Linked DNA regions of Mus musculus: all the other regions are linked to region 2. The links are chromatin loops, found by intact Hi-C in ENCODE. Cell type or tissue: left cerebral cortex. All regions are shown on one strand. Links, peaks and the distances in the headings refer to the core of each region. The heading gives the core; the rest is flanking DNA.

Region 1 (7,811 bases), core at 1,015-6,014, 130 kb after region 2:
ACATCTCACTTGGGTGGTGTGCAGACAGGAGAGCCCACCCCACCCCCTGGCAGGTGCTATAAAATGTCTCCAAGCCATTGTGTTGAACTCTGGCTTGAGGCTGGTGAGATGTTCCCTGTTCATCAGCAGTGACTGAAAATGGGCTGCAAGAAGAGAGCTCTTTCCTGCCCTTTTAGGCCCGCCCCATTTCTTCACTGTTGCTGGCTCTGTCCATGGGGAGGGGCAGCCCTGGGTCTCCTAGCTTTGGGGATGCCTGTCCTCACATGCCCCGAGACTCTCTGAGTCCAGCCTGTGGACTTACTTACTCCACCTCCTCTGCTTGGGGCTAGGGCTGGGCCGATTGCAAACAGCTGCTTGGCCCTCGAGGCGGATTTTCAGGCTCCAGGAGGGACTGTTGTACTAGGGCATGAACAGTGTGGCAGAAAGGCCACACGGGATGTAGTAGGGGAAAGCCAAGACCCTTCTCTCTGCTTGCCTTTGTACGTGAGGAAGGCTAGAGAATGGAGAACAGACAGCTCATCTGTCCATTGTGGTCCTTCAGGTACCCCTGTAATCAGGTCAGGACAGCCAAGGAGGGTCAGCCTCTGGACTGGAGGGGAGGGGCCACAGGTTCCAATCAGGCCCTGGGGTCTTGCTATTCCCCAGAGCTTCCTTTGGTTCTGGTAACGGAACCTTTGCACATGAAGACGCATGCCCGATGTTCACTGAATGTGAAGACCAGGACTCTCCAGGTTGCTGCCTCCTCCTGCTCCCCTCTCCCCCTTCTCCTCCTTTTTCTTCTTTCCCTCTTTATCCTCTTCTTACTTCCCCTCCACTTCCCCCTCCTCTCTTCCCTTCTCAGTCTCCTCTTCCTGTTCCTCCCCACCCCTTCTCCCCCTCTTCCTCTCCACCTTCCTCCCCACTCCTCTCCCCACCCTCCTCCCACTTACCCAAGTGTTTCCCTACCTAGTCTATCCTAATGGCATCTTCTAAGCCAGGGCTCTAAATGTGTCCTGCTTGAACCCCCTTTTCATGTGACCCTGGCTCTACAGATATGTAAAATAGGCGCACAAACCAAACATTTACTGATTAGTGTGAGGAAGTTTATTTTAAAACAGTTCTTTGCTATACCTATTATGCCATCTTTTAAAGATAAAAGCAAGTTTGGGTGCTAATTAAATAGGTACATGTATTTATCTTTATATAAAGATTAAATCTTGGCTGAATATTGCCATGGTCAGATGTATAGTGGTCTCCGTGTTTTTCAGAGATGCTCAATGTCTTGATTTTATGATCGTCAGTGCTGAGAATTCAGCCTCGTACAAATGCATAGTACAAGTGGGCAGAGATGGGTTTGGGGCCATTTGATAAATTGTTGGAAATTTCACCCTAATCCCAAGCCAAAATTCATTTAATGATTTTTTGTTTTCACAAACAGAAATCATTTTGTTTTCATGCTCAGATCAGCAGCTCAAATGACAACTTTTGAAAAATCAAACATAGTGGCATAATAAAATTCAAAGATATGCTAATTTGATGCTTGCTCCTGAGGGATGATGGTGGGGAAATATGAAAGCTTGTGTCGTTTGTTTGTGATGAAATCATTATGCTTCTTTAAGAGCAGGAGACATTACATGTAGATGAAGCATTGGTTTCCCGAGGTGCAGCAGTCTGGGCTCCAAGCTGAGGCGTATGTAGTGAGCACCTGTGTCCGCATCCAAGGTCGTAGTGGGGTCACACAATTCACCATAGGTGGCCACTTGCCAGAGAAACCTCAGATTCATGGTACATTTGATTTGAAAATAATTTTTGGTCAGTGCTCATTGAGACACTTGTTGCTGTTGCCAAGCTGTTTCATGACACCCCTCCATATTGTCATGTGGCCCATGAGGTGATACAACCTGTGGTTTAAAGAGCTTGGCTCTAAGACATGAGACATCACCACCCCCACCATCTCCCCATTTCACAGGTGAGAAGACCAAGGCCCACTGAAGCTCTGCAACTGGCAAAGACAGATCTTAAGCTCTTAAGACAATATCTGTGCTCTAGGAATGACTGTCAGCCTGAGGGGTGACATTCAGGCTGGGTGTCAGGGCCAGTAGAGAAGGCTGATTGAAGATAACATTTTCATCTCCACTGAAGGCATTTCCCCCTTTTCTTTGGGGAGGGGTCTCCATCCCTGTGGCAGGGACTAATGAGAGGGTGTGGAGAGAGTGGCAGAATGAGTGTTCCTGTGTGAGTGTGTGTGGTCATCGGGGCTGGGGTTCAGGTTCCTGTCTCCCTGGGCTTCCTGAAGCCCACAGCCCTGGATTCCTGGGTTCTGCTCCGTGTGATCTATCTTTGGAGACCTCTGTGGGTTTGCTCTCCACAGCATCCAGCTGTGAGGAGCCTGTTTGTTTAGGAGTCTGAGTCACGTTTTTTCCATTTTAGTGGGAAGAAGGTCAGATAGTGGGGATTATGGCCAGGTAGGGGCTGTCTGTTCCATCTCAGTTGGCAGCTGATGAAATGAGTGTGGGGGATGCTCTGGGAAAGCCAAACATGAATGGCAAGAGTGGATGGGTTCCTGGGCCTGCCCCCCGCGGCCCTTCCCCTCCCGATAAGCCCGGTGGATGCGGGTGGGGGGTTGAGTCATCAGTTAGAGGGTCCAAGAATCAAGCTGCCACAGCTTAGCAGTAAGCTCAAGGTGGCCAGAGAAGTTAAGTGCGGTGTAGCCCACAGTTAAATCATGAGCCTTTGGAGAAGAAAATTAAAAACTCTGAGAACAATGTCTGGTGACCTGGCTGTCTTAGTGTGCCTCACGGGGCTCTGATCCTATAACTGGTGCTTGCTGTCTAGACCAACTACCTGACCCCCTGGTGTACTTGTGATCTTAGACACTTTGGTCACTCAGTGGACCAGAGTTCTCAGCACACAGTAGCAGAAGGTGGCCTAGGTCTGTGGAGGGGCAGAGACCTGGAACTCAGGTCTCTCTGGCTGTAGTGGGGAAGAGAAAGCATCACCTAGAGGCTGAGGGTGGTATTGCACCTCAGGGCTTCTTGCCTTTTAAAATTGGGTGTGGCTTGGGTAGCCAGTGTGACTCGGTGGAGTCCTCATCCAGGATGATGCCCCATCCTTCATAGGCTTGCGGTGTGGATCTAAGGAGGCAGAGTTGAGGCCATAAAGAACCAGACAGGGCTGTAGTCTGCTGTATCTCATAGTGGACCAGCATGGGGGCATGCCTAGTGAATCCTTTCTGGGACTAGCTGAAAGTAATTTGCAGACTCCAGGGTGTCTGCTGAACAAGAGTATAGCCATTCTGGAGTAGCAGTTGGTGCTGGGAAACCAGGGGAGCCCTGGTCCACGCTGTCCGTGCCATTCTGGGGCAGGCCGCGGTAGTCCTGGCAAGGTAATCTGAACACTGGAGAGCTGGGCTCTCGGGCTAGGTGTCCTGATATCTGCAGGGATGGGGTGCCCAGTGTTTTCCAGGCACACCTAGGGACTGCCCACCAATGTGTGGTGGATCAGAATATCTGGTGTGAGCTCCCACTGCACCGTCCCCTCTTCAGACAGAGGTCCAGACCCAGAGTTGCGCATCACAATTCCCATGGTGATTGGAACCACCCTGGGCCTTTCAGTGATGCCTAGGAAAATAACAGACTTGAAGCTGGCCATGGTGATGGGCATCTGCACTCTAGCGTAATATGTGTGATGTCTCCAGAGAGCCCTGTGGCCCTGCACATAGCTAAGCATGTCTTGTCTCCTTGTGGGGATGAGGTAATTTTTACCTGCTTTTTTTTTTTAATAACCCTAGGCCAGCCTCAGACTTAACTATGTAGCCAAAGATGACCTTGAACTTCCAACCCTTTTACTTCCACATCCCAAGGGTTGTGAGTATAGCTATGTGCTGTTGTAATTTTATGCAGTACCAGAGACTGAACTATGGGCTTTGTACATTTTAGGCAAGCGCTCGCCAACTGAGCTGTGTTCCAAGCTTTGACTTAATTTCTGTGTCCCCTTCACCCCATGTGGTTGCTACCCTGCCCCTGGAAGAACTTTCCAGGTGACTGTGCCCACGAGGAGCCAGCCTGAGGTTGGGTTGACACTCTCCTGGGATCTCTGCCTTCCCTGCAGCTCTCTGCTGACCAGCCAAGCCTGCCATCTCTCAGTATTCATTCCTCAGATGCTGCTTTTAGCCCCAGCTCATCTGATTCCAGGATCTACCATTTCACCCTATAAAAACTCCCAGCCGTGTTTTGCAATGATTTAAATACAGCCTGCTGCTACCCACTCTCTCTGGCTGCTTCTTTCTGTTTGGGCCCTTCCCTTGAACAGTTCCTATTATCTACAACTTTGAGTGTGGGAAGTGAGATTATAAAGGTCTCCTCACTTTAGACACAGGCATGCTCCCAGCCTCCCTCCCGGGGCTAAGACACCAGGCCCCTGCCGTGTGCTCTTTCTGCCTGACTGCTCACGCCTGGTCAATATCATGGCCAGCAGATAAATTCCTTGGCTGAGAGGCAGTCCGACCTCTTTCCAGTCACTTATAAAACTGTTTCCTGGTCTGGCTTCTTGAGTGATGCTGCAGCCAGGACAGAGCCACGCCACCCGGTCTTGGCATCCCACTCTACCTCCTATGCAGCTCTACCCCAGCCTACGTCAGAGTGAGTGCTGGGATGCTCTCACACCCTGCCTGGTTCATGCCTGTTCGGCCATCACCTTCCTTTCCATTTGGACATTTGTACTGGTCCAGGGACACCCTCCATCTGTAGGTGCCAGAGAAGCTGGTTTCTGTTTTCCCTTTCCTGATTCACAGAGTTCTCTACCCATTGACTCTCAAATTTGAACCCCATTTGTGGGCCCCCTCCTATATCCCTCAGTGGTTCATGAGTGCGCTCCTCCCCACATCCTTGGGTAGGAGTTGATGCAGACATGGTGTTGATGGCTGAGTAGCTTCCCTGGCAGGGATTATTCTTGGCCCTCTCCACTCTCACCCTCACAGCTCTGTGGCTTTGCCTCGTCTCTGATCTCATCCCTGGCCTCAGTTCTGAGCTCTTCAAGGGATGGGTACACACAGCTGCCTGCTTGGGTAGGAGCCTGCTGCTGATCTCCCAAACTATTGTTCATCGTGTCTCTGTTGGGCCACAGGTTCAAACCAGAGCCTGTTCTGTGACTCAAGTCCAGAACTATTAGCCATAGGAGAACCTTGTCTGCCGCGTTCCTGAGAATGCTGTATACCTACTAAATGCCCTGCCTGCTCGGCTAAGCCCCAGAATTCAGCTCAGCAGCACCTCTATGGGCACCGGCAATGTCCAAGGCACTGTGTGTGGCTTTGCCAAGGAGTCCTTAAGGAAACCTCTTTCCTGAAGTGTAATGCAGTGAGCTCTATGCACCTGTAATTGGCACACAGCTGGCACAGCTCCAAGGAGAAGAGTGGCATCCTGGCTGGGCCATGGGCTCTTTGAAATCTGAGCTGCATCCTGGAGCTAGTTATGGCAGCACCATGGCTTTGCCCACATGAGGCCTAAACCACGGATGCAGCTCTGATTCTCCTGCCAGCCCAGGAGGGAGGAAGAGTAGACCCCATTTGGGTTCTGTTCCCAGGGGTCACAGGTCAGTCTGGTGAGGATAGCATGAGCAGAGCCAGGGTTCCCACTGAGGGTGACCTCGTGTGTGTGTGTGTGTGTGTGTGTGTGTGTGTGTGTGTGGGCAATGACCTTGGAAAACAGGAAAATTCATGAAAAAGTGACTAAAACCATCTATAATTCTTGAAGTCAGAGCTCATGGGTCTTAATAGAGAGAAGAAAGGAGGGGATTTGTAACAGTGGCTACCTGGGGAGTTCCTGCAGACACTCTACTAAGGACCCTGTGCTCACTGGGTGCTCCTCCCTGAAGATGACAACCCCGAGGCCTGCAGGCAGGCAGGCAGGGAGGACTCACTGCAGGCTAGAGGGAGGACTCACTGTCGTTGTGTTGTGTGTGCTGTAGGTTTCACCCCGTCTCTCCCGACCTCTCTGAGTACTTGCGTTACTTGAGTCTCTCTCTTACTAGTGGACATTCAGGTGGTCCCCATGCCTCATATTCTAAACCACCTGTTGCAGAGAAAGCATGCCACAGGGGTGGGTGGCAAGAAGGCTTGGGCCTCCTCCTTGAACTGCATTTAGGGAGAAGAACATATTGGGGGGGGGCTAGTGAGCAGTGTACCCCCATTCCATGTGAGCCAATCAGCTGCAGATGGGAGATATATAGCCCTTGCCCTTAAAAGTCAGGACACTAGCGGTAGTTTAGGATCTAATAAAGTTTGTAGTTTCAGAAGGGCCTTGGAAGAAGGGATTAATCACTGAACTGGACTGGGATAATGGAGAAGCCATCTGGGGCAAAGATGCCTCTGTCTACCCTCCTCTTGCACTAAATTAATTCCAGGTGGATCAAAGATGTGAACTTTAAAAATGAAACCACAGGACCACTAGAAGCAAGCTAGGGAGGTAGGTGTTTATGATTATGAGGCCACGGTGGGGGTGGGTGGGGTGGGAAAGTGACATTGTTAGTGTGACACAAACCTCAGAAATTGTAAAAGAGAATTATAATTTGAGTTTTTCTGTCTGGCTGAAGGTAAAAGCAACTACCAATTGCAAGAAAAGAATGTAAGCCTATGTGACAGGAAAAGGGGTCAATATGGTATCATATGCAAAGAGTTCCCACAAATCAATTTAAAAAGGTATAATCAAAGGTATAATCAGTTCTCCGAAAGGAAAACATTTGGAACTTTGGTACATTTGAAAGTTGTATAACTTTAACAAGGATAACACAATGTAAGGCTTCACTGTCAGCTGGGGAAGTGAACACCTGGCATCTTGCCCTTTTACAATAGGCAACCAACAGTAGCTGTTGAGATGTTAGAATGCACACGCTCCTTTGGCCCGGCAGCTCTGCGCCTTGGAGTGTGTTATATTCCTCACTCATGTGTGTGCAAGGTGCTGCTGGGAAGAGAAGGGGTTCACAACATGTGCATGCTCACCAAGAGAAGTCATTTTCCAGATAGGCTCTCCTTAAGTAGCCCAGGCTAGCCTCAGTGTGTGTTGGGATCACAGGCATACACCATCGTGCCTAGCCACGGGGAATGCATTTAAATACGTTATGGTGTGTCCACGGGACAGGCCAGAGATCAGAAAGCAATGAGGTTTAAGAGGTTCCGATTCACTGAGCAGCACCCATCTTCAAGAAACTTGAGGTGAAGCCTAGCAAGGAAGAGGGCTCCTCCCAGTGTGAGCCCGCCCTTCCAGGGGAAAACACCCAGGTCCATGGCTACACATGTGTCAGTCATGGGAAAGGATGTTCAAATATCTGGACTCGGGTTTTCCTCCCGAGTGGGTAGCAGGTCCCTAGGCCACAGTTCTTACGTACTTCTTTTGAGAGATGAATGCAGGACCCCAGAGGTGTGTTGCTAGGAAGCAGGCAGATGTACAGCTACAGAAAACAGAGGCAGTGAGGTGTGAACCGGCTGCTCTGGGCTGCATGCCTTTTGGTGTGGAAAAACAGTAAAACCAATTTGTGACCTTAAAAGTTTGTAAAGCAAGGACTGGGGAGATGGCTCTATGGTTAAGAACATATACTGTTTGGTTTCCAGTACAAATGTTATGAGGATAACAACCACATGTAACTGCAGTTCCAGAGGAATCCAGTACCCCTCTCTAAACTCAATGGCACCCACATGCGTGTGCACACACACATCCATGCATTTAGTGGAAAGTAAGTTTTTAAGAGTTCATGAAGCAAGCCGGTCGTGGTGGCACACACCTTTAATCCCAGCACTCGGGAGGCAGAGGCAGGCGGATTTCTGAGTTCGAGGCCAGCCT
Region 2 (7,811 bases), core at 1,812-6,811:
GGAGGGTGAACCAGCGGAGGTCAAGAGGGTCATGCCAGAATAATGCAGTAATTGGATTGTAGCTAGAAGTTTGAAATCCACAAGGCTGTGCTCATGTAAATAAATGATTGAATAAATAAACAAAGAGAAGGAAAGAGGAAGGGAAATTCCAAACAAACTTTGCCGCCCTCAGCAGATATTGAGTGGAAGCTTCCGTTTGTGCCTGAGCGTGGGGCCTGCACGGTGACTTCCCCGGAGGCTCGTGTGAGGCTCTCACTAAGAGTCCCAGAAGTCTGAAGCAGCAGTCCCAGTACAAGCTGGGCATGGTGGAAGACTCCTGTAATTCCTTCACTCAGGAGGCCAAGGCAGGAGCACCACATCCCAGTTTTGAGGCCTGGCTGAGCTATACATACCAAGAGCCTTTCTTTAAAAAAACAAAACAAAACAACAATAACAATAACAACAACAACAACAACAAATCAGCCCAAGGCTCTCTCTGCCTAGGCCCCAGTAGAACCAGATAGGCAGCACTATACTTCTGACAGACGGAGGCAGAGCAGAAACTGACCAGGAGGAATGCATCAGATGAACCCCACATGGGGCCCTCTAGGCAGCTTAAGGTCTTTAAAAGAGATGTTCTGAGAAACCCAAAGAGATATGGTGAGTAAATGTGACATGATCACAAACTGTCAGTACTACCTCAGTTAAGGGATGTGTTAAAGATGAGACAGAGGGGAGAGCCTGAGGCAGGAGGAGGAGGGATGGGAGGATGAAGGGAGGAGAGAGGGAGGAAGGAAGGGGCCTGGAGGGAGGGAGACACTAGGAACGTGCAGAATCTCTGTTGACAGCAAGTCTTCAGCAAACCTAAAACCATTCTTAGGTTTAAAAATGTATTATGGGGTGTGGTCATTATACAATACCTACTTCAGGTCCTGTTGGAGCCACCAGGAACTAGGCCAGGCGGTTTTTGTTTAGTGTTTACTAGCATATATTAATTCTACATAATAAATACTAGGTTACAGCCAAGTGTGGTGGCACACACTTTTAATCCTAGTAGTCGGGAGGCAGAAGCAGGCAGATCTCTGTGGGTCTAAAGCCAGCCTGTCTACATGGTAATTTTAGAGAAATTGCTGCCAATGTGTTTCCTTAGGAACAGTCTGTCAACAGAAGGCCTGTGAGATACCCTAGCAATAATAAATAAGGACATGGCATTTCTAAAAACACCTGTGGCTTTGTCCCTATCCAAGAAGAAGACAGGGAGGAAGAGAATAGAGCAAGCAACCCATGGTGAGATGAGGCCAGAAAGCGTTTCATGGGCTAGCTCATACCTCCTCCCCATGCACTGCTTCTCCGCTCCCCACCTCTAAACGACTCCCTTGCTCAGTTGTGCTGGGACAAACGCTGCTTTATAAAGTGACTGCTGGCTTGCAGGTGACCATGGGGACTATCCCATCACCAGACAACTCAATGCTTTCTGTGTGCGTGATTAGCACACACAGAAGCGATTACAAGCCTAAGGGTGTTGAGAATCAAAGCACTGTGGCAAGGGACTAGAGGTGCCCACAGTGTGAGACACACTGGACTTCAGAGCAGAACAGCACAGGATGGGGTAGAGGGTAAGCTGGTTCTCTGGAGCTAAAGGGTCCTGGGGTGAGCAGGTGGAGGCTTGAGGGTCAAGCTGTCACGGAGGACTGTGACTTGCCAGGGCCCTGGGTGGGGACAAGTCAGTGGGAAAGTCCAGGAATCTGACAGTAAATGCAAACCAGGTGAGTTTTGAATTCCTCTCATATGACATTCTAAACAGCAAAGGACGATGTCGTGCAATAAGCAAGCAAAGGGAAAATGCACTGTGAGGCAGGGGCTGCTTCAGCCGTGGCTACCATGTTGAGAAGGAAGATCAGAGACCCTGCCTGGGCACAAGAGATGAACACCTGATGACTCGTTCTGTGGCAGCATCAGGACTGTGGAGGGCAACTGTAGAAGCCAATAGAACAACCACCAGCTGCCTGGGAAGGGCTGAGTGCAGACAGGAGCGTAGCTGTCAGTAGTGCCTAGGCATTCCAGGCTTCAGGTCTGACTCTGCCGCCACGCTGGCTCTGGTGGCCACTTCCTGTTGGTGGGATCAGGTATCAGCCCTGCTGGAGAGAGAGCTTTGGAAACTCCTCTACTCCCTGTCTGCCCTTTCCCTGGCAGAGACAGGCTCTTCTGTCTGCAGAAGTTTAATAGCTGGGGTGCAAATCTTGGAGCTGTCAGCAGGCTATGCTGTCTTTCACTTCAAGCTCGACTAAAGACTGCTTTAAAAGGGAGACTTCCGTGGATTATTACATCAAAATAGTTTTGAATGGAAGAGGGAATTCACAAACTATATCCTGCAACCAGATTTTCACCTTTGATGTCACTAGGGGTAGAATTCTCCCTAGACTCGCTACAACCTTGATTTTTTTTTTTATTCCGTTTCTGTCCCAGAGAGTCTCTTGTGAATTGGGTATTTGTCATACACCTGTGAACCAGGCAGGGTACACGAGGCTCCCATGTACCCATATCCACCACGAGAGGGCAGCATCACCTCACTAAGTGCAGATCAATCACACACACACACACACACACACACACACACACACACACACACACACACACACCTACCAGGTCTCCTAGCAACCATTTCCTAGACCCTCAAGGCCCAGATGAGTTCACCTATGCTGCCCCAGACTCAGGAGGCCAAGGTCCTGCCTGGGAATGACCTTAGAGGACAGCAGAGCCCCTGCTTGCTCCTTGATGGTGTGCAGGGCTGAAGAGTGGGAGAGGCGGGTGCTGAACAGAATAACTTCAGCAGACCTTCTATCCTTGTGTCCTAGAGTACCAGTCCTTCAGCATGGTTGGAAGTGTGCTTGAAAACATTGACAGCCCCTTGCTGTCTCTGGCCCCCAGAGCCCCAGTGGGGACAATCAGATGACTAGGTTAAGTGCACATCCAGAGAAGGGAGCTTATGGTTTTGTGGGCTTAACTAGCTGTCTGTGCTGGGCCAGAGCAGAACTGTGTGGCAGTTAGCCAGGGCCTCAGGCAATGGGAGACGTTTGTCTCCAGGCACTGCTTCTCCATATATTCATCTGTTTACCCAGCCATGTAGCCATGCATACCTCCATCTACCCACCCACCCACTCATGCATTCACTACTCATCTGCCCATCTCATCTACTCAACCATCTATCCATCCATCCATCCATCCATCCATCCATCCATCCATCTGCCCATCCACTCATCTGCTCTACCACCCGTCTGTCCATCCATCCATCCATCCATCCATCCATCCATCCATCCATCCATCATCTATATGCATCTACCCATCTACCACCCATTTATCTGTCCCTCCATTTATCCCAGTTCCCCATCTGTCCATCTATCCACCTATCCTCCACCCGTCTACCCATCTGTCCACCTGTCCAATGGTCCATCCCCCATCTGCCCATCCATCCATCCATTTATCACTCAGAAAATACCTTTGGAGATGTGTGGTTAGGCCATGTGCGTGATTCCAGGCAAACGCAGAGTTTTTGTTCAACAGAAAACTCACATGAACCAAATATGCATCTGAAAATTGAAAACTTCCTGCTAGCCACATTAAAATCAGGTGAAGTGAATTTCATATTTTATTTAACCCAGTATGTGAAAGTTTCCATTTCCACATGAATTCAATATGAGCCATAAATAAGGGACTTTTACTTGAATGTTGATCCTGGTCCTCAAGACCTGGTGTATACCTTCCCGTGCCAGCACATCTCCCTTGGGCCCTGCCACAGGTCATGTGCTTAGACCCACTCTATTGTCCGATTAGGGTCTGGAGTGTTCTCCCAGGCCGCATCCTGGCGGCAGGTACAGGCTGAGTGGGCCACTATAGTGAAGTGACCGTACCAGTGGGCAAGGGGACTGGTAAGTCTTCCCAGGTGATGTGGCAATTGAGCTTCAAAGACAAAACAGGGCAAAGAACACCTTCAATGTCATTTCTGGCTATGTCTCCAGAAGATCACCAACAGCCAGAAGGAATCAGGTGTGTTCAGTGGCCCTCACACCAGGCGCTGCGAAGAAACCATGAAGTGAAGTCTTCTGTCACAGCCAAGCTCCGCGCCCCTACTGTGCACGTGGAGCCAGGAGACCCTGTTCTGCACCTCTCCTGGCTGCATCTGGGAGACCCGATGGCCTGCCTTTGGCTGCCTCTGCCCTGCCTGGGCCATCTGGGCAGAGCAGAAACTCACTCTTCCTCCTGCAGGTGGCGCCCTAGAGACCCTGCAGAGCCAGTTGTCCACTGTGATTGGAGAAGGTCCAGTCCTTCCTTTCTGCACTTTGGAGGGGGCTGTGGCTCTTCTAACTGGGTCCAACTACTGTTTCCTAAGCGTTTCTGAGATCACCAAGGCTGCGCTCAACCACTGTGTTATGCTTGGGAAGCTTCCAGAAACTTTTCCCATGTGGCTCAGACACAGAGGGAATTCCTGGAACCCGTCTGTAAGGAGGTTTCTGCTCTGACAATCTTCCTCAAGTCTAACTGAAATCCCTCTTGCTGTTGGTTCAATGCCCTCTTCTTGTGGGGCTGGCTCCCCAGCAGGAACCAGGCAAGTGTTGGTACCTAATGGAGCCCTCCTCCATAATAGCGCTCCCTCAGTTGGGAGGAGCACTGCTTGCCTCCTTCCGGGGCTGAGGTGGCCCATCCCCACCTGCCTGGGGGTCCCAGGAGGGAACAAGTGAGACCCCACAGATATGGTAACACAAGTCTAAGACCTTCTTAAGGGAAGGAAAGAAATTGTGGTCCTTCTCAGGAGGGGCCACACCTATTGCAGCCATGCCAGCCTTGGATCCTGGAAGCTTCCTGGGGGTGGGAGGAGTGTGCAGTGGGAGACCAGTTGGATCTAGGTTTTGTCCTAGGTGGTCTTGGGCCCTGGGCATGTGATGGCCTCTGTCATGACAACCCTACCTTCCTCCTACAGAAGGTCAAATTTTCTCCAGGTTTTACCATCTGTCTCTCCTGCTGCCCCCACAGGGCTCACAGGAGATAAGGTGATGGCCTCCCTGCCCACCTTGCCCTGGGGAGACTATCTAGTCAAGGGTTAACCTGGCAGGCTTGGTTTGGCCACACCCTGCACAGTTTCCAAAGGCATGGCTCTGACCCAACTCCTGGTAGGTGACCTCTGACCTCAGCCCACTTGGAGAGTCTGGCCTGACAGTGTCTGTGTTTGCCTGACCGTCTCGGGTCACCTCAGTGGTCCTTGCTGACAGTGTGATTTATGGTGGGGCCTTGAGCCATGCTAGGTCACTTGATCTCAGCAGAGCTGAGACCGCAATTTTCTTACATGGTGCTCAGGCAGCCCACTTCCAGTAACAACCCCCTCCCCAGTGTGGAGGCCCCATAGGCTCACCTGGCTCACTCACACACATTCAGGAGACCGTGCAGACAACACGCCTTCTCTGGATGGGAACCTGTGACAGTATAGGCCTGGCTTCTCCTGGGCTCTGTCCTCTCTGCTGGTGTCTGCATGCATCCTGTCCCTAAGCAAGCCCCAAGCGTTAGGAGAGCTGCCGGGAGCTCCAAGGCTCTCAACACATCCCTGGATCTGAGGTGGCCTTGGAGACCCAAAGCTTCAGGACTAGCATTTCAGTTGAGTGGTTGGGAGGGCAGGAGACAGGGAGGTGTCGTGGGTCATTCTGTAATAGCCTGGGGCTCATAGGTCTTGCCTTACAGTTTATTGATTCCTTTCCTAGCTTGCTGACCCCTTGATGGCCTCAACTCCCTCTCTCTCTGACTACTTGGGTCAGCACTCCAGGGCAGGAATATACTGGGTAGGGCCAGCATCTCTTAAGATAGCATTGAGGCTTAGTGTTTTGTGGGGCAGTAGAAGCTGGCCACTGCTCCCAGAAAGGCTTCCTTGACATCCAGGAATGGTGGAACATAGCATGTGCCCCTGTGGACAGCTCTCCCATAGTGCCTGTGGCCTAGTAGTTCCAGGTCCAGCCCTGAGCCTTGGGCATAGCTCTTCAGTAAGGGATGCCTGTCCCTGTGTGCTCCTGTGTGGCCCTGTGTGGCCCTTGCTTGCTTTGGAGCCTCTGATGATTGTCCTGCAAAGCTGTAGAGTCCATCCCCTCTTTCCTCTGCTCCAGTGTCTACCTGACCAGGGACTGTGTCTGTCTCCAGGTGGTCTCATCCAGGTGAGGTGAACCCAGCTGCCAGCTCAGACGAAGACTGATCTCAATGAAAGCTCTAGCCACCGCCTTCATAGCATGGAGACCCTAGCTACATGTGTAGTTGGCCCGATGCCAGGTCAGTCTGAACGTGGGCCTGATCTCGACCACAGTGCCTTGGTCTCTACTCAGCCACAGTCTGGCTGAGGCCTCCCCATCTGAGCCAGAGGCAGTGTGAACCCCTCAGCCCCTCAGCCATGTCCTCAGGATCCTAGGCATGGGGTGAAGAAGACATGGACTTTGAAGGGTGTCTGATGTGCCTGATTCTTTGAGTATGGCCACTCCCCCGCCCGCCAGGCCTGTAGACGTGGCTGCCCCCACACTGCCACGTCGCTACTTCCACCCCAGCCGGCAGGAAGCTGCTCACTCTCGCTCCCTCTTTGTAAATTTTTGGAGGGTTGTTGTTGCAGGGAACATCTGGATGGGGCCCAAGGAACATAATAAAAAGGAGAGAGGCCTGGGGAGGAGCGGGGGCTGGAGGTCGGAAAAACCATCTGACTTCGCTTTGCGGAGACAGCTGCAATTATGCTGCCGAGGCTTTTGCAGCCGCTTCAGACCACGCCGCTGACGTCAGTGGGAAACTATGAAGCTCGCCATGGTTTGGTGACACAGAACATGAGATACATCCCAAGCTCCCTCCTAGCCCTGCTTGGAGTGGGATGGCGGATGGGTTTCCCCGGAAGTGCATAGTCCAGGGTCTCTCTAGGGAATAACCGGGCTCTCCCATCCAGGCCTTCCATGTGACAGGAGGCTGAGCACAGAGCTTCATCCCATGCTTACATTGCTAGCTCCATGGAGAGAGGCACCCTGGCCTTTTCTCCAGCAAGCTCTGTCATCCCTCCATCACCCCCCAGGGCCTGACAAGGGACATGGCCATCAGGGTGTCCTTCTTTCGGTGTCCTCCAGCTCCGGCAACTTTTCGATGCTTCCTGTGGTTTTATAGGGCTGGCTGTCAGTGCCTCTCATGGTGTCCTCGATCTTGGCCACTCGCTGTGTACTATGGGGAGGAATGCAGCTCGGACCATCCTTCTGTCCCTCCTGAGCCAGAACAATCCTGAGCTAGGTAGGTGCCTTGCCCCTGTGGTCTTTGTTGTACGAGGAGGTATTGCAAAGATTTCAGGGTCTCCAGGGACACTGGTACATGCAATAGGTCCAGCCCTCCAGGAGGGGTCCACAGCCTCCCTGCTAGGCCTGTGCACTTTCTGCCATTGCAGTCAGGCTCCTCTAGGTTGGAAAGGCTTGCCGCTCGTGAGGACGTGCGGGACATACGTGTTGCCGTCTTTGTACATGGTACAGACATAGGTCTGACAAAACAGCCTCATATTGGTTTTGAAAATGTGGCATAAAATTAAATCTGATGGAGCTGCCTGCTGCCCGCTGCACAGGGAAACAGTGTGAGTGTCTGTGGAAGGCTGTGCTTGGGGACCCAGCCCTGCAGGGCTCAGGCCCTACAGCTCTACCGGGTTGAACAAACCTGTGGCTTCTTAGGGTCCTGTGAGCCATCCCACAGCTTGAAGGTACACTTTATAGGTGGGGAGCTCAGGTCATATCATTTGTCACTGGACTTAGGTTGGCTGGGCCTCTGCCAGGAAGAGAGGCCTAGGTCCT
Region 3 (7,811 bases), core at 1,015-6,014, 110 kb after region 2:
CAAAAGTCAGTCTAGTGTCTCCTGGGCTGTTCTGCCTGGAAATCCCATCATTTTTAAAGGCTTGTTTGGCACCAGCGGGGAAAGGCTAGCCAGCTTAGGTTAAAGAAGCCAGTCTTAGTGGACAGGACATGGAAACACTTGGTGCAGGGAGTGGCTGGCATACAGAAGGAAAATCCAGAGCTGCCTGCCCCTCTGTCTCAAACATGCCACCTCCCTTCACATCTGAGTCTTTGGGAATCCCAGAGTCAGCTTCATTACTCCACTTCATAGGTGACAAGCATCGCAGAGAGGGAACTCATCTGCCCAGGTTTTGCAGTTAATGAATGGCATGTACAAGGGTGGGACATCGGTCTGGCTTCTGAATGCCAGCTGAAGGACGCATGGGTGGAGCTCTTCCCTGGGCACAAATGTAAAGGCATCCCTGCTGGTGTGAATATCTCTACACACAAGGCAGAGCCACAGCTCATCATGACCTTCTGCACCTACCGCAGAGCTGCTGGGGCCCAGGACCTGTTGGAGGGCCAGTCTGTAATGTGCCTGAGAGACTTCATATGCTCCGAGAAGGAGGGAAGCACCTCCCACCCCTTAGCGTTTCCTCTTTGCTTCTCCCCAGAGTCTCAGGTAAAGGTCCTCCCTCATTGTCTGCTTCTATGTGAGAACAGCAACAGTCCACAAGCCTAATCAGGATGGACTCCTGCAAGCAGGGACAGCTGACCTGATAATAATGGCAGTTGCTTTGCTTGGAGGACTGTATTCTACAACAGAGGGTAATGGCATGTATGCATGGCAGGGACATGCAGGGGACACTGGATGGAGGTGGATATACAGAGACAGGCGAGATGGAAAGAACACAGCAGAAGCACAAGACTATGTCCATGATCATGGAGACCTGGTGCAACAGTGCAGGCTGGTATAGATGGGGCCCACAGGCAGCTTGCTTCCTCAAAGACTCATGCTGGTGAACAGACCATGACCAATACTCTCCATTATCATGAGATGCCAATTGGGCACAGGAGGATGCTGGGTATGGGTTGGCTTAGCCTGAGCAGGATGCCTAGGGTGTACCTGCTGGAAGGCAGATGTTCTGAGTCTGTATTATAGCACGAAGAGGGAAGAACCCTGTGCCTGCTGATCAGCTGCAGCACTCATCTTGGCTCTGACACAGCGCATTGCTGATTTGGTGCTCTGGGTAAGCCCCTTACCCCGCCTGACTTGCAGCGTCCCCGTCTGTGGATGGGAGAAAGACCTCCCCTGATATGTAGACCTGATGCAGGTTGGGGATGGGGAGGTGAGCTTGGTGAAAGCCTCCGGATGGCTGAGGTTTTCATCCCCATGAAACTCACCAATGGAATGGCACATAAGCACACAGTATACACAGCACACACACAGAGACACACATATGCATGTACATGCCCCCACATGTGTTCATACACACACACATACACATCTTATCATTTATACAACTTACACACATACATAATTATTCCATAACAAGTACAAGCTGGCTTTTAACTCTTACTGTACTGTGACTGAGTCTGTCTGTCTGTCTGCATGTCCACTCAAGCTTGTTTCCCTCTGCCCTCTCTGTACTCTGGATAGAATTTAGGACCTTTGTGCACAGCCTCTGAGCTGCATCCCCAGCTTTCCTCCTCTATTCTGTGTACTGTCTGATGTTCCCTATAAGGTACATTCCACACTTAAGCAAAGCTTGAATTAAGTCAGTACTAGCCACCCCCATTCAGATTCAAGAACCAGAGCATGGCCATCCCAGCAACTCCTCTGACTGCCTTTGCCCCCTGACTGCCTCTATCCCCTGACTGCCTCTGCCCTCTGACTGCCTTTGCCCCTTGACTGCCTCTGCCCTCTGACTGCCTCTATCCCATGAATGCCTCTGCACCCTGACTGCCACTCTCCTCTTGTTTGGAGAATAATGAGAAACTAGGGAGCCTGAGGATGCAGCCGGAGAGAGATGTCCCAGGCCGGTCTCCATCACTACAAAATTCTTTCAGGCTGCAATGTGTTCAAAGGGAGCGATAGCTTTGTGTCTGAAAGCCTTCTTAATTCACTCTGATTCTTTCTAAACAAACCCTGAAGCCCTTGGAGAAGGGCAGGGCAGTGAGTCAGGCTTTTGCAGGGCCTCCCAGGCCTGGAGAAGTCTGGGAGAACTCCTGTCTCCCTCTGCTGTAGATGGGGAGCTGGGAGCCCCTCTCCTTTTCCAGCTGTCAGCTCTGGAAGGGGGCTCTTCCTTTTCCTTGTGAGTTGTTGGGCCACTAGGGACAGCAGTAAGGCGGTGGGGTGGGATCTGAGACTGACCTTCACCTGATTAATAACTTGGTCACTCCTTGTTCACTTAAGGCCCCTCTGGGCATCCTTGACAGTCTGGTCTGTGGAGAGGTAGAAGGCAGGTCCCCAGCGCTGTATTGGCCTGTCAGTCATAGTCTAGGGAGCCCCTTCTGGCTGAATTGCAAGTTGAGTCTCCGCCCAGAAGAGGAGCTCTCGGAACTCCTCCTTAAAGAGAAAGTTCTGTGTGGTACTGCAATCTCTCTTTTGAATTCCAGCGATCAAACTTCGGGGGTCCCTCAACGTTGGTTCTTGGAGTCTGGCCAGGTCGGGGTACCTGAGGCGGGAAGAATCTAGGATCAGGGTGGGCCATCAGGTTTTGGAGGCCGCCGCCCAGAGCGGGGAGAAAGAACGGGGGCGCCGGCCCCGTCCCACGTCCGCTCCCGCCCCGGGCCAGCCCCTTCCTCGCCGCGACTCGCCCGCTATCCCCACCCCCTCGCCCTCGGCGCCCAGTGGGAGGCGGGGACCGGCCTTGCTGAGCGGGGCGCCGGGCTCTGATTTGCTGCGGGCGTTGGGGGCGGTGGGGGGTGGGGGAATCCACAGCCTCCGCGTTGTCTGCCAGCAGCGAGGGAGGGAGGGAAAGGGGGGAAAAGTGCTCAGCGCCGAAGGCGAGGTCCGCACTCCTGGTCCCCGCGGCTGGCGCAGGACCTCACTCCAGCGGAGCGCCCACGGGGAGCGGGTCGCGGGGCAGCAGCGGTGAGGAGGCCACGAGACTAGAAGGAGGAGGACAGGGAGTGCGCGAGCAGCCAGCGAGGGGGTCCCGGCCGTCCCGGGCCACAGTCGATCCCTGCGCCGTGGGCGAGCGCGCCCGCTGCCTCTTCCAGAACAGCCACCGCCGCGGGGGAGATCGGGCGGGTGCCGAGCTTCCTATGACTCCCTGAAGTTGTCGTGCTCCCCTAGCGTCCGCCACCCGGGACGTGTCTCTGGTCCCCGTGCATCGTGTGCGTCTCCCGCTCCCCGGCCCGCGCACCCCGCCGGCATGGACGTACACACCCGCTGGAAAGCTGCGCGCCCAGGCGCCCTGCTGCTGTCTTCGCCGCTACTCCTGTTCCTGCTGCTGCTGTGGGCGCCGCCTTCGAGCCGCGCAGGTAAGAGTGCTCTGGGGACCGGACCTCGGGGACTGTAAGAGGTGCGCAGAACCTCCGCGCCGCTGTCATCTCGGGCTCCTTCGCCGCCGGCCTCCTCCGAGCCTGCAGAACTTTCCTCCTTGGCCTGTGGAATGCACCGGGCAAGACAACGAATACCATTCGTTGGGGGCCCAGGAGAGGGAGCCGGGCCAACTCCATCCCCGCGGCGTACCGCCCCCTCCTCAAACGGGCCTGCTGGGTGGGGCTGTTGGTCGAGTCAAGGAAGAATCTGCCTCGTGTTAGATCCCAGCAGAGGTGCTCACACTTTTGTCCCCAAACCTCGCATTTTCTGTCCCACATCACAGGCGACCCGCTGCATCCCACGCAGCCCTTAAGCAGAAACTTTCCTTCTGAAAGCTGGAAAGGGCCGCCCCCTAGAGTCAAGGCCATTCAGTTCCTCAGGGACGCCTAGGGGTGGAGGGGGATCCCAGAAGTTTGAAACCCCAGCTATGGACTTCCCTCTGTACACACCCTCTTGCTTGTCTGAGCTAAGTTTCTGCAATTCCCAGGGGACAGAGTTCCCTGTAGTCCCTGACAAGTCTTCAGGGGCACTGGGGAGCCCTGTGAGGTAGGCCAGCCCTACTCCTAGCCGTCAAACCTCCAAACCCCTTAGAGGTAGTTTTCTTGGGCTTTCTGCCCAAAGATGGGATGAACGGGAAGCCTGGAGAGGGCCTTGGAGTCTGGGCTGGGAGCTTCTCAGATGATCTGCAGATGTGAGACTCCTGCCAGGTTGGGTTCTCTGAAGGAGCCCTGATCCAATGGGCAGAATCAGGGAGGTACTGGGATTGTCCCTGTCTGTATTTCAGCGCTTTCAGGCTCAGGTCTGGGCAGGCATATTATTTTCAGCATCACTCTTGTTAGTTAGTTGTGGGATAAACCTCCCCAGAGCCCTTAAACACCATAGCCCAGGGTGGGAAGGCACCAGGCATGTGCTGATACAGGGAGGCGAAGGCAGTTAGAAAGAGTTCAGGCAGCCGAACAGCGGGTGGAGTGGTCAGCCCTTGCGCAGTGACAGGGCTCTCCTTAGCTTAGCTGGTGTTACTAGGACTAGCAGGAGAATCCATTTCCACCCCCCATGGCCAATTACAATATTCTTCTCCTGCTTTCTGGCACCATTAGTGTCCAGTGGCCACAGGATGAGCAAGAGTGGAAATGGGAGGGGCCAGGGCCTGCGGGGACCGAGGGAGAGCATGGGCTGACGATGCTCACTCTTGTGGAACTTGGACCAACTGCCCCGGAGTTCCCAGGGTTAAGCTAGCAGTAGGGAATGCTGAAGGCCCTCAGGAAAGTGTGGAGGAGAGACAAGAGAGGTCAGCCTCTCTTTTCCCTATACCCCCACAATGTTCCCCTGTGCGCCCCAGAACCCCAGGAGGGAAGCCTTCAGTGGACCTCTCGCCTGGGAAGCTGGGGTTACCACTAGCATAGGTTGGGTGTTCCGGGTTCACCCTGTCCACCCTGTACCTTGTCCCAGCCCTGCCCTGTCCTGTGGCCACCTACCTCTCTTCGTCACTCTATTACTATGCTCTGCCCCACTTCCCTGTGCTGTTGAGGGTGCGGCCATTTGGAAGGGGCTGCCTGGGTCCTGGCTGTGCTGTTAGCTGTTTTGCTTTGGACAGAGTTGACTTTTAGAAGCACATAAAGAAACTGCTTTTCTGGGTGGGCTTCGGGAAGCTTTCCCCTCTGCTCCTGTGGTGCGACCCACTTTGAAGTCACCCTCAGTGCATGGCCAGAGGGGCAGCAGTGCACGTTTGATGCTGACAGGTCAGGAGAAAGTGCAAACAGACCCTGCTCTGCTCTCCCTCTCGGACCTGCCAGATGTTTTCCGAGGTTTCTGTGAGCACAGATCCTCTGTCTCTCTCTTGGCCAAGTGTGTGAAGGAGTGAGAAGTCCGATTGCTCTGGGAGCTGCTAAAAGCCTTAAGGGGGGGAGGAATGAGAAATGAAATGTGACCCCAATATTTGGAAATTGAGGTCATCTCTTCCATGTGCTATTGGTGGGCTTGGGTCATGTGACTGCTTTTTTTGCAATAATTTGCGGGGAAAGCCAGCCAAGTTTTGTAAGACTTGACAGATACTGAATGGTTAAATTTCCTGTGACTCAATGAGTTGGCTACAGGGACATCCTTGGGCCTTCCCTCCTCTCTCCCCTCTCCTCCCTCCCCCCTCCTCTCTCCCTCCTCTTCTCTCCTCTCTCCCCTCTCCTTCCTCCCCTCTCTTCCCCTTATCTCTCCTTCACTTTTCCCACAAAGTCCAGTCTGTAGAAGCCCCCTGTGTCTGTCAGGGTGTATTACTCTGGCTGCAGGGTTGGAGCTGTGTGCCCTCACCAGCTGTGTGGTAGATGAGTCCCCTCTGGGGGCTAGCTCACAGCCTCTTCTCTGATGATGCTGTCTTGGGGGCTGGCCCTGCGGTGCTGGCCAGAGACTGCCCCTCTACCCCACCCTGTAGATATTTCTGGATGCTCCTCATAGTCACACCCTTAGCCGAGGGCAGCTGATGCCCGCTGCCTGCTCCTGCCTCTGGCTGGAAGCCTCTTTCTTCATTTAAAAAAGCAAACCAAAACAACTTCCTGTACCCTCTTAGGGTTACAGTTGTTGAGTAGAATACAGATTGTACAGATCTAACCCAGTCCCCAGGGTCACAGCAGGGATGGTGAGTGGTGCCCAGTGGGTCAGGAAAGCATTTTCTCCCCTACCCCAGGACACTGTTTGCTGTAGTCTGGGGCTCAGGGAACAGTGAATACTGGTGGCTAGTGTGCTGGTACCTGTCTGGACAGAAGCTCAGCTGTGGAGAAGCAGAGCTGACTAACCTGGCTGGAGCCCTTCCTGCGAGCCCTGGCCCACTCCCACTCGTTCTGTTCTTTGATCTCACATCCATTTCCTAGCTTTCCCCTGGGAGACCCAGTACCCTGAGCTACGATCCCAGCTTGGGGGCCCAGTCCAGGCAGGGCCCTGGGGGACAGATGGGGTGTTCCACTCTGCCAGCGCCATGTCTCCTGCTGCTGCTGCTCCTGCCTCTCCATCTCTCCTCTCTCCCCCGGCCCTTTCTTTCTTCTTCTCTCTTATTCTTTCCCGCCATCCTCTCTCTCCTTGAGGTCCACAGCCTTCTGCAGGGGCTCCTTATCTCCTTTTGGATCACCCAGGCTCTTCCCAGTCACCAGAACCTTCAAGTACCACAGACTTTATTTAGCTTGCTCTTGGTCTGGAGGTCCTGGGGGTGGTGGTGAAGGCATTCCTCATTCCTTCTCCACATCAGACATCTTTCTTCTTGTTCTTAGGCCACTTCAGACATGCTGGCCCTGTGAAGCAGCAATGGAGGACATCTCCATGGAGTCCCTGGTGGCCTGACCCCTTTCTTTTTATTACCATCCCTCACTGTGTCACCTCCTTCTGGTTTAATTTTGCTTTTGTTGAATATTCCAAACTTATCTAAGGAGGTTCTCCCTGGACTGTCTTCCTTGGCTGGAAACCCCCTCATCAGTGGGTTGGCAGGTCCCCAGTTCTTGCCTGCCTTGTTGACATTACACCAGGAGAGCAGAAATGCTACCAACAAAAAATAAGTAGGTGTCCCAGGGCCCCACTGGTATCCCCTTCCTGTTCAGGATGGGAGCGTGTCCAGGTACCGTGTTAGCAGGATACACTCAGTACAAACCAGACGGGCCTTGGCTTTGCCCGTGGGAACTCTGCTGATGGTTGGTGGAGGACAGCCCTTGGTGGTACTGCACCTTCAAGGGATGTGCATGGCTGAGAAAGCCAGCATGCACTGTCTCTGCCTCTGAGGTTGAAGGTTAGCTAGAATGAGTCTCTGCCTCAGTTTTCCTTCCTGAAAAATGAGAAGACTAGCATCTGCCACTTTGGGGAGGTGGGTGGGTCTGAGACTGTCTGGTGGTCCTGCCAGTTCCTCTTAGGTAGTGACTTAGGCACTGGGATGAAGGGCCATCTCACAAGCTGTGTTCTGTGCTAATGGGCAGTGTTCCCTAAATCCTCTCCAAACATCATGATTCTAGAAACTTGGGCAGAAGAGTGTGTGTTCAAGGAGGTGCCATGCATCTCCTGTCTTTCTGCCTGGCTCTCATATGCATGTGGCTCCCTGGCCAGTCACATCTCAGAGGTATTGTAGTCACCCGAGGAGTGTGTGTGTGTGTGAAGGCACTGGACAGGTCAATTTCAGGGTTATTCTCTGTGTGTATGTGCACGTCAGGCTGTGTGTGAGTGTAATGTGCTTGTCCATGTGGGACCCACGTGCTCATGCCTGCATGTGTAAAACAACTGTGTATGTAAGAGCACATATGTGTGGGAGTATAAAAGCACACACATAATGCTTGTGTGGTTGACGTAGCTGTCCCGAA

The links. Peaks named below come from ENCODE experiments on the same cell type or tissue, not always from the same donor. Only the 100,000 strongest peaks of a DNase experiment are listed, where the experiment ranks them.
Region 1: it touches region 2 in a loop (4-fold over the local background); 7 of 42 quality-filtered maps call a loop at or near these places.
Region 3: it touches region 2 in a loop (7-fold over the local background); 22 of 42 quality-filtered maps call a loop at or near these places.

What each region holds. Positions count from the first base shown.
Region 1 is chr2:27,897,121-27,904,931 of GRCm38, forward strand. All of the region lies in intron 1 of Col5a1 (collagen, type V, alpha 1), which reads left to right. Among named protein-coding and RNA genes, the nearest start is that of Col5a1, 15 kb to the left of the region's middle. In left cerebral cortex, for the core only: a CTCF peak has its summit at 2,971; DNase peaks (open chromatin) are centred at 2,982, 4,194 and 4,934; H3K27ac peaks cover 948 bases.
Region 2 is chr2:27,767,838-27,775,648 of GRCm38, forward strand. No RefSeq gene overlaps it. Among named protein-coding and RNA genes, the nearest start is that of Gm39777, 67 kb to the right of the region's middle. In left cerebral cortex, for the core only: CTCF peaks have their summits at 2,492 (motif pointing right) and 4,237 (motif pointing right); DNase peaks (open chromatin) are centred at 2,524, 4,252 and 6,611.
Region 3 is chr2:27,883,497-27,891,307 of GRCm38, forward strand. It overlaps Col5a1 (collagen, type V, alpha 1), which reads left to right and starts at 2,929. Exons shown (of 66, transcript NM_015734.2): 1 at 2,929-3,428. The coding sequence starts at 3,320. In left cerebral cortex, for the core only: CTCF peaks have their summits at 2,386 and 3,838 (motif pointing left); DNase peaks (open chromatin) are centred at 2,504, 2,742, 3,319 and 3,712; H3K4me3 peaks cover 1,451 bases; H3K27ac peaks cover 277 bases.